2 separate regions of the Homo sapiens genome follow, and region 2 is linked to region 1. Evidence: chromatin contacts called from ENCODE Hi-C or POLR2A ChIA-PET data. All regions are on one chromosome and are shown on one strand. Each heading gives the region's core, a stretch centred on a gene start or an enhancer-like site at or near the end of the contact. The rest is flanking DNA. Distances are from core to core; before and after follow the strand shown. Region 1 overlaps CMIP (c-Maf inducing protein). Region 2 has its middle 19 kb from the start of MIR4720.

Region 1 (4,634 bases), core at 221-2,720:
AAGTACCTATCCTCTGCACCCCCTCTAACACCCAGAACAAACCTCAGCCCTTGGCCATGTTATTTTTGTATTATCTGTTGATCTGCCAGGTTCTCTCAGCACACATTCAGTCCTCAATGGCAGGCCTCAAGTCTTGTCCAGCTCTCTATCTGTGTCTGGCACATAGTCAGACTCACATGCTCAGCAAAGTTCGTTAAATGAATTGATGAATTAATACTATGCCAGAAAAAGGTGGTGGTGAGTGATTGGGGGTGCCCAGGTTGACTTGTCCTCCTGTTCTGGCAAGAGAAGGCAATGGACAGTCCGGGTGAAAGCATGGAGAAAACCTCTATACTGTTAGCGTTAGCAAACACCCACTGAGAGCCCACTACGTGCCAGACACTGGAGCTGACAGCAAAGGCAGAAGCTGCTGCCTTGACTCTCCACAATCAAAGGCCTGGGGCTCACCTCATTTTGTGCATACAGTACCCAGCTAGGCTTGCCAGGGCCGACTGAGTGGGTCCCCCAAGGCCCTGATTCGGCTAGAGGAGCGTGAGGGGCCTAGTGACTGATGCTGCTCTTGTTCTGTACCTTGCAGCCAGGAGACATCCCAGGCAGGTTAGTTCCAAGGTCCCCTCCTGGGCACAAAAGGCTCTGCCTCTTGCTTCTATTTCATCTCCCATCCGCCTGCTTCTCATTTCCTTATGCTTTATGCTCCAGCAATGCTGAAGCTTCCAGAACACACTACGTTGCTTTAAATCTTTGTGCTCTTGCACATTTTGTTTCTTCTCTCTGGGATGCTTTTATCCCGTTTTGCCACCTGGAAAACTCCTATTGATCCTTCAAAACCCAGCTCAGATAGCACTACCTCTAGGAAGCTTTCTGGCTCCTTTCCCAGGGGAGTTTATCACTCTACTTACTCTCTGCACTCAATGTCTCTATTTTTTGCGGTGATCACTTTTGTCTTCCTACAATAGATGATGAACTCCTTAGGGACTAGGTTATCTGTGAATTCAAATACATAGCATGGTGCTTACCATCTAGCAGGTGCAATTTCATTTCTTTCTTCTCTCAAGTGAGAGTTAGGTTTCGTAGCTAAAAGTCATTCAGGAAGATATTTTACCCCAAAAATGCTTACATCATGGTAGAGTCCCAGAAAATAGCATCTCACTTTATGTATCACAGGGAATTAAATCCAAGTTCTATTTGTGGATTAATTGGGAGACATGTCCTGGGGCAAGAAAGAGAACGTTTACCTTTCAGCTAATGGGGTGATGCCTCTGAATAAATTATACGGGCTCTGCCATCTCCTGCCTTCAACTCCCTAGGCAGAGACGCAGGAAGGAGGAGGCGATTATGATACATTTGCTACAAACCTCAAAGACAGACAATTACACTCCCGCTCCTATCAACTGGGGCTCTGAAATATGCAAAGGCAGAGGGAGGTGCGTCCGGCTTGCTAGAAAAGACAAAACGGAGCAAGGCCAGATGCTGGTGGATTACGCAGGCGCCAGAATTACCCCAAACCAGGAAAAGGGTTGTAGGCTCCAGGAGGCGGAGGTGGGTGGAGGGAGCGTGTTCGAGAGGAACTTACCACAATGATGTTTTCATGCTCCTGGGTGGTCAAGTTTGTGTTCTAAAGGATTGAATGGAGACAGCAGGAGGAAAACAAAACAAAAGAAAATTAAGAAAACGAGCATTTGGATTTCAAGATCCACAGTTTTGAAACATCTTCAGCGTCACAGACCAACTGTCACTGTCATTTTTTCTTAATTAAACAGATCAGAACACCCTCAGGGGCAAGGTCGGGAAGGGGGAGAAGGTATGGTTTTGGGGCAGGGAGAACTGAGTTCTTGTCCCTGTTTCGGGGCTTGAGTTATGTGACCTTGAGTGAGTCGAGTCTAGGGGAGACTCAGTTCCTGCTTCGGTCAACAGGGCTTCCAGTAACCTCAATAGGCTATTGGGAGAGGATCTGGCCCTCGTCAAAGTGAAACTGCTTAGAAGCCAGAAGGCAGGTTCATAATAAGTATGTAAAGAAACAGACCTTTCAAGAGTCCTAATCTGTGCCAGGCAGCCTTTTAGGAGTAACACGTATATGATTTCAGTGCTTCTCAAACTAAGTTCCCAAGGAACATGAAGTTCCGTGAGTGGGCCCGAGATGTTTTAGCTGAATTCAAATTCTAGCAACTGACTTGCAAAAACATAATTAGGTTGAATGGATTACATTTGCTGAAATTTTAGGGGTCCTGTTTCCTTCCCAATCTGGACTTTTCTTAAATAATTGGTAACTGTTACAGGTTGAACATCCCTTACTGAAAATGCTTGGGAACATGTGTTTTGGATTTCCATTTTTTTTTTTTAAATTTTGGAATATCTGCATTATACTTAACCAGTTGAGCAACCTAGTCTGAGAATGCAAAACCTGAAACTCTCCAATGAACGTTTCCTTTGAGTGTCATGTTGATGCTCAGAAAGTTTCGGACTTTTGGCCAGGCATGGTGGCTCCCATGCCTGTAATCCCAGCACTTTGGGAGGCTGAGGAGTGTGGATTGCTTGAGGCCAGGGGTTCAAGATCAGCCTGGCCAACATGGTGAAACCCCGTCTCTACAAAAAATACAAAAATTATCTGGGCATGGTACTCGCTACTCGGGAGGCTGAGGCAGGAGAAGCATTTGAATCCAAAAGGCGGAGGCTGCAGTGAGCTGAGATTGTGCCACCACACTCCAGCCTGGGCGACAGAGCGAGACTGTCTCTAAAAAAGAAAGTTTTGGACTTTGGAGCATTTCAGGTTTCACGATTAGAGATGCTCGACCTGTGCCGCCATCTGTGAGTACTTGAACAAGGAAAGAGACGGCTGTGCCATAAACAAGGAATCACAGGAAAACTCAGAAGTGCCCGCCCTTCTTTCTTGCTAGTTTCGTGGTGTGTTCTGCTTTGCTTGTCTGTTTTGGTGGACACACAGTGGTGCCAATTCGTATTTCCTAAAAGAGCCACATTGGCTGCTTGTAAAGAGACCTCTCATTTGAACAGTGTTGGCAAGATCGATTGTTCTGGTTCTAGACAGAGCCCCATGGCTCCCACCACCTGGACAGGCTTAAGGCATATGGGGGTATCTAATGTGTTTACAGAAGCCAAGGCAAAAGAAAAGCTTGCGAGCTATGAATTTGCTTTTGCCCAATAAGCTGGCTCCCGAGGGCTGCGGGAGGCCGTGAAGCCAGGTCAGCATCTGAATGAACAACATGAGTCTCTACCGGTCCCCATGAGACGTCCTGACCTAGGTGAGGTTGGACCCAAGATACCTAGAATGCAGGCATGTGAAAGGATGTTTTTTGGATCTGAACACGCTTTTTTTCTTTAGTGGATATGAGTGGAGTTTGAGCAGCCTGTTTATGGTAGATTATTAACTATCAGTCATTTTTCAGCTTCGGGGAGAAGCCTGGCCTTGGTCTCTCCTTATGACTGCTGAGCTCTCTATGCCTCAGGCACTGTGTAAGAGCTTTGTTTTGCTCATGCCACCAATTTCTTTTGATTATGACAGGTTCTCTACTATCCCATTGACTGATCAGCTGCCTAAGACTGACGGGATGCAGTGACTAGCAGGCGCAGGGTAATAGGGGCTGCAGTGAGGATATGAACCCGTCTGTCCTTACTCTAAAGTCTATATTTCCTGCCACTGAGCTACAGTGCTCCACCACCCATCCAAGAAGCAGTTCCTTATTTTGGGCTGCCAAGGGCAGCTCGACACATCCATCCCTCGCCGCCACCCACGCACCTTTCCAGGAAGGCTTTGGCGACCACGGACATCATTTCCTTTGTCCCAGTCACAGGACAGCCCATGCATTCTACAGGGAGCCTTCTCTCCCCCAGGGCCATTTTCCACCCCTGGTAGAGCATGTCCACCAATAGCCACTGCATTAGAGGGAACACCTGACTCTCGAGCTAAGCGGCCACTTTACACGCAACTCAACAAAGGCCTGGGAGGGTGGGGACAGCCAGCTTTGCTTTGCTGGTGGACGGACAGTTCTTTCTCGGAACTGTTTTGCGTCCTTAGCAGCTCCCTCCACGATGCCCCTCTGCCTGCTCCCTCCAGATCCTTCCACCTTCTGGTTGGTCTGGTGATGCCTGGAACCTCTCCAGAGGAGGCCTTGCAAACAACTTGGGCAAACAGAACAGAGAAACAACCCAGCCCCAAAACAGGGCACGGAGGTCGAAGGCAGATGTTTGTTTTTCCAGCTACTAGCTCCAGACCCCTGGCTGAAGGTGCTTACGGGGTTCAGACCACAGACATCTCCTATGACAATGAAAATGTGGCCATGTATCAAAGGCCCTTGCAAGTTAGGCACAGTGCCAAGCACTTTATGCATATGAGAGGATCGCATCTTCAATTCTGTGAAATAGGTACTCGTCTCAGACCCAATTTACAGAAAACAACTGGGCACAGAAAGGCCTAGCAACTTGTCCAAGGCCACCCAGCTACTGAGGGCAGGACAAGGTCCTTCCGACCCTACAACACGGTTTCTCACTCTTCATCTCCATAGTTACATACTTGCCAGAAAGTCTCTACCAACCCGGGTTTATCTCACATCTATGTGCAGGGGCATAAGCTTCATCACTGGGCAGACCCGGGCGAGGGTCCTGGCCCAACACTTAATCTG
Region 2 (4,929 bases), core at 1,111-3,610, 250 kb after region 1:
TGGGGGCATGGCCATAAGCAGTCCAGATTCCAGGGAAATGAATCAGTAACCCGGGGATGAATCAGGAGACGGGAATTGCAAGTCATCCCACCTCCACAAGGTGGAAACTTAGCCAGCACCTTTACCCGGCGCTGACCCACCCGTATTCTCATAAGAATGTCTGACGGTGGAGACGCTGATCCTGAGAGGAACCTCAGGCACGCAGGTTCCAACCCGGAGTCAGGCTGGAAAAGTTGAGGCTCTTCAAAGAGACTACGACTTTGAACCTGGGTCCATGTAAGCTCCAGTCATCCTTCAAGGAATGTGACTAACGTCATCCATTGATGAGGGCAGGAAAATGTCAGATAAAAGACATTTTCTGATAAGTTAACAGGTTACTTTCACAGTATGCACATTCTAAAGCCCTTGTTTTCACAAAGAGAGAGGAATACCTTTTATGTTAATAATAAAAAGTAGTTTCCCTGTTTGATAAATGTGCAAATATTTAAGGCTGTGGAGAAATAGGGACACTTTTATACTGTTGGTGGGAGTGTAAATTATTTCAACCGTTGTGGAAGACAGTGTGGCGATTCCTCAAAGACCTAGAACCAGAAATACCATTTGACCCAGCAATCCGATTGCTGGGTATATACCCAAAGGAATATAAATCATTCTGTTATAAAGATTCATACATGAGTTTGTTCATTGCAGCACTATTCACAATAGCACAGACATGGAATCAATCCAAATGTCCATCAATGACAGACTGGATAAAGTAAATGTGGTACATTTACACCATGGAATACTATGCAGCCATAAAAAGGAAAGAGATCATGTCCTTTGCAGGAACATGGATGGAGCTGGAAGCCATTATCCTCAGCAAAGTAACACAGGAACAGAAAACCAAATACTACGTGTTCTTGCTTATAAGTGGGAGCTGAACATTGAGAACACATGGACACAGGGAGGGGAACAACACACACTGGGGCCTGTCAGCAGCGGGGTGTGAGGTGAGGGAAAGCATCAGGATAAATGGCTAATGCATGTGGGGGGCTCAATACCTAGGTGATGGGTTGATAAGTGCAGGAAACCACCATGGCACACGTTTACCTATGTAATAAACCTGAACATTCTGCGCATGTATCCCGGAACTTAAAATAAAATAAAATTTTAAAAAGTGGAATTTGGGGGTGTCACAGTTCCTGCCTGGGCCCCCCATGGTTGGGCTCTGGCTGTCACTCAGAGGGATGAGGCTGGAGTGCCAGGCCCCAGCCAGATCAGGAAAGGCCTCAGAACTCACATTAAGGAGCTTGAATTTCATCCCGAGTTTATTGGGAAATTGTTGGTGGATGTTAAGTAGGAAGTAATGTGATCAGATTTGCATTTTAGAAAAATCAGTCTGGCTGCAGAGTGGATGGTGGAAGGGAGCAGGGCAAGGCTGGAGCCAGGGAGGACAGTTAGGAGACTGCTGGGGCCATCAGGGTGTACGTGTGTGTTGGGGAGGGGGCAGTGGTGGTCTGAGTCATCCAGAGGGCATATTATGGTGGCATGGATCATTTGGAGGGGGGGGGTATGGTGATGGCTTGATTCATCTGGGATGGGGTGGGGTTTACAGTGGCCCCCATCTTCTGTGAGGCTGGGGGAAGAAGTAACTGTGACCTGGATTAATAACTGGGCAGTGGGGAAAAGAGCCATGTGCAACCTACCCTCTGTGGCCCGTGCCAGGCACGGCTCATGTAACCCTCCTAGCAAACCTCTAGGGTAGCTCCACTGTGATTACTGCCAGCATTTTACAGGCAACGGCACAGGTGCACAAAGGGCTTACCCTTGCCACGGTCACAGCGGCGGGACCCCGGCCTCAGCAGCGGGACACCAAAGTCTGAGCTCAGGCTCAGAGAGACGTCCCAGCACTGTTTCAGAGGCAGCACTGTGGGGTCTCAGGGCTGGATTCCGGCTCGGGGGCAGGGTAACTTGTGTCTGGGTGGACTGTTCATGGGCTGCCCACCCTCACATGTGGACAAAGAACTCAGTTCCTGCTGTTCAGCCCGGAGCCGCCACCTCAGACCTGCTCATGCTGCAAATGGAGGGAAGGTGGCCCTGACCTGGGTGGGTGCAGAGGCGGCGCAGCTTCCCCAAGGCAGGCATGGACCAGACCGAGCTCTGACGCTGAAGGTCATGGGCAGCCCCGAGTCAGGGCCATGAAGGGTGCGGGGGACCCGGCCCACCATGCCTCTCCACCATCGCCAGTGTCCAGCGATCCCTTCCGCACCGGACCTGCCTGGGAGGGGAGAGGACAGCGGCCGCTACCTTCTTCTTCGCCGCGGCCCTCGTGGGTTTGGGGCGCCCTCTGCTGGACGCTTTTATGGCCTGCGGTCTGATGCCAGGACGGCCTCAGGGGTTTGGTGACGGGACTGGGAGGAAGTCACAGGGAGAAGGTGGCCGGCCGATCCCCTGCCGTGAGAAGGAAGACACAGGGCAAACGAGCCTATGCTTTTCATCTCCCAGTTTTCGTGCCTCTTTCAATAGGGGTCTACCCCGTCGGCACCCCTAAATCCCCCACCCCATCACCCACTACAGACTTTTAGTGCATTTTTTATTTAGAATTCATTGATCCCACAATAATCAATTAAAATAATATTATTTATTCAAATTATTCAAATATTATTCAAATTATTTTAATGGTTGGAAGTACTCTTCCTGCTTATGTATTGATTTATTGGCTAGTATTTGGGTGCACAGAACCACTCCCGCTAACAGCTCTCCCTGGAGTGGCCATGGTATGCCCCATTCTCCATCACCCAGCTTCATCTTCACTTCTATTTTTTTTTTTTTTTTTTTTTTTGAGACAGAGTCTTGCCCTGTCGCCCGGGCCGGAGTGGAATGGTATGATCTCGGCTCACTGCAAACTCTGCCTCCCCGGTTCAAGCGATTCTCCTGCCTCAGCCGCCTGAGTAGCTGGGATTACAGACAGCCACAACCACACCCGACTAATTTTTATATTTTTAGTAGAAATGGGGTTTCTCCATGTTGGCCAGGCTGGTCTCAAACTCCTGACTTCAAGTGATCTGCCCGCCTCAGCCTCCCAAAGTGCTGGGATAACAGGTGTGAGCCACTGCACCCAGCCAAATCTATTATCAAGCCCATTATTCAGATGAGAAAACTGAAGTCCTGGCAAAGATTAAGTCCCGTGTCCAAGGCCCTCGATCAACGCTGGGCCAGATTCCCAGGCCAGTGCTCTCTTTTGCCTTGCCAGCCCTCCTGGCAGAGCTATAGCAGGCCCTGGCTAACACACAGGGATCCCCGACTTGTGCCTGCTATGCCTCAGTTTCCTCCTCTGCAAAATAGAGATAACGATAACAGCACTTACCTCAGAGGGATCATGTGAAGAGGAAAGGAACTAATACTTACATATATAACATTCTTGGCCAGGCGTGGTGGCTCACGCCTGTAATCTCAGCACTTTAGGAGGCCAAAGTAGGAGGATCCCTTGAGCCCAGGAGTTTCAGACAAGCGTGGGCAACGTAGTGAGACCATCTCTACAAACAATTTACAAGTTAGCCAGGTGCAGTTGCATGCACCTGTAGTCCCAGCTACTCAGGGGGCTGAGGGGGGAAGATCGCTGCCCAGGAGGTCAAGGCTGTAATGAGCCATGATCGTGCCACTGCACTCCAGCCTGGGTGACAGAGCAAGACCCTATCTCAAAAGAAAAGAATAAGCATTAAAATACATACATATATATATAAAATAAAATCCTTAAAGCCTGGCACAAGATGACTTCTCAACAAATGTGGGGGCGAGACGCGGTGGCTCACACCTGTAATCCTGGCACTTTGGGAGACCGAGGTGGGCGGGTCATCTGAGGTCAGGAGTTAGAGACCAGCCTGGACAACATGGTGAAACCCTGTCTCTACTAAAAATACAAAAACTTAGCCAGGCGTGGTGGCGGGCGCCTGTAATCCCAGCTACTCGGGAGGCTGAGGCAGGAGAGTTGCTTAAACCTGGGAAGTGGAGGTTGCAGTGAGCGGAGATTGTGCTACTGCACTCCAGCCTGGGCGACAGAGCAAGGCTGTCTCAAAAAAAAAAAAAAAAAAATCAACCAAACAAAAATGTGGGGTTTTAGTATCCACCAGCCTAGTACTCTCAGCCCTGGTTGCAAATCCACCTGGGAGATTGATTGTAATTAACCAATTAGAGCAGGACTGCCTCTAATTGGTCTCAGGTGGAGCCCAAACACGGGCGTTTGTGGAATCTCCCCAGGTGGTTCTCATGTTCAAGCAAAGGTGTAAAGTGCCAGGCCAGAGCCTCCACCGCAGGGCTGGTGTCCTGGGTGCCCAGGACAGTGGGCGGCAGCTGGCAGGTGCCAGGAAATGCTGAATGGCTGCTTCATCGCCCTTGGTGTCTACATTGCTTGTTACTCAGCATCGGGAGTTTAGATGTCATCTCCCATCAGTTAGGAGGGAGGTCACCCACTCAGACCTAGGTCATCGGCTCTGAAATAAAGATGGGCTTTGTCCCATTCTGAAATTCCCTAATCCAAACATGAAGTCATCCCAGCCCTGCCTTTGGAAGTTCCACTCAGGACTGAGCCAAGAAGGAGCCTGCCTCTTTCTTTCTAAAGTCACAGGCTGCGGGGCTCTGGATTCCCGGGATACGTCCAAAGGAGAAATTTGGGTCTAGCAAGGATAGGGGGTTGAGCAGAGGTCACTGAGCTCCCGCCACGGGCATGGATCCGGGCTCACCCCTGCCAAGTTTCTTGAATCCCTCTCCCGGAAAGGATGATAAACATGAGTCTTCATTTCCTCAACCGAAAATGCCCTGCAGGTTCAGGATAGGAATGATGACGCGGGGCTGGCCTGCGTGGGGTGGGGCTACTGCACAACAGTCATGCAGGCTGGTGTGTGAGCCTCCCGGCAGCTCTTCCAGGATCAGCTGGTCCCCACTTAAAGACAG

What was found. A loop is a pair of places that touch in the nucleus more often than their neighbours do. ChIA-PET counts read pairs that join two places held with the same protein, here RNA polymerase II (POLR2A). Pooled maps may share reads with other maps.
Region 2: a pooled map shows a loop between it and region 1 (3-fold over the local background). The contact joins two enhancer-like sites. A Hi-C loop is called at or near these places in 2 of 50 pooled maps. POLR2A ChIA-PET finds 5 or more read pairs at or near these places in 5 of 52 experiments (WTC11, activated B cell, activated CD4-positive, alpha-beta T cell and 2 more).

The regions. Positions count from the first base shown.
Region 1 is chr16:81,654,756-81,659,389 of GRCh38, reverse strand. It overlaps CMIP (c-Maf inducing protein), which reads right to left. Exons shown (of 21, transcript NM_198390.3): 5 at 1,574-1,615. Among named protein-coding and RNA genes, the nearest start is that of MIR6504, 46 kb to the right of the region's middle. Within about 2 kb of position 1,470, at least 4 of the 41 ENCODE cell types and tissues checked have a DNase peak (open chromatin) inside an H3K27ac peak, as active enhancers do.
Region 2 is chr16:81,401,107-81,406,035 of GRCh38, reverse strand. No RefSeq gene overlaps it. Among named protein-coding and RNA genes, the nearest start is that of MIR4720, 19 kb to the right of the region's middle. RefSeq lists an enhancer at 2,209-2,288. Within about 2 kb of position 2,360, at least 4 of the 41 ENCODE cell types and tissues checked have a DNase peak (open chromatin) inside an H3K27ac peak, as active enhancers do.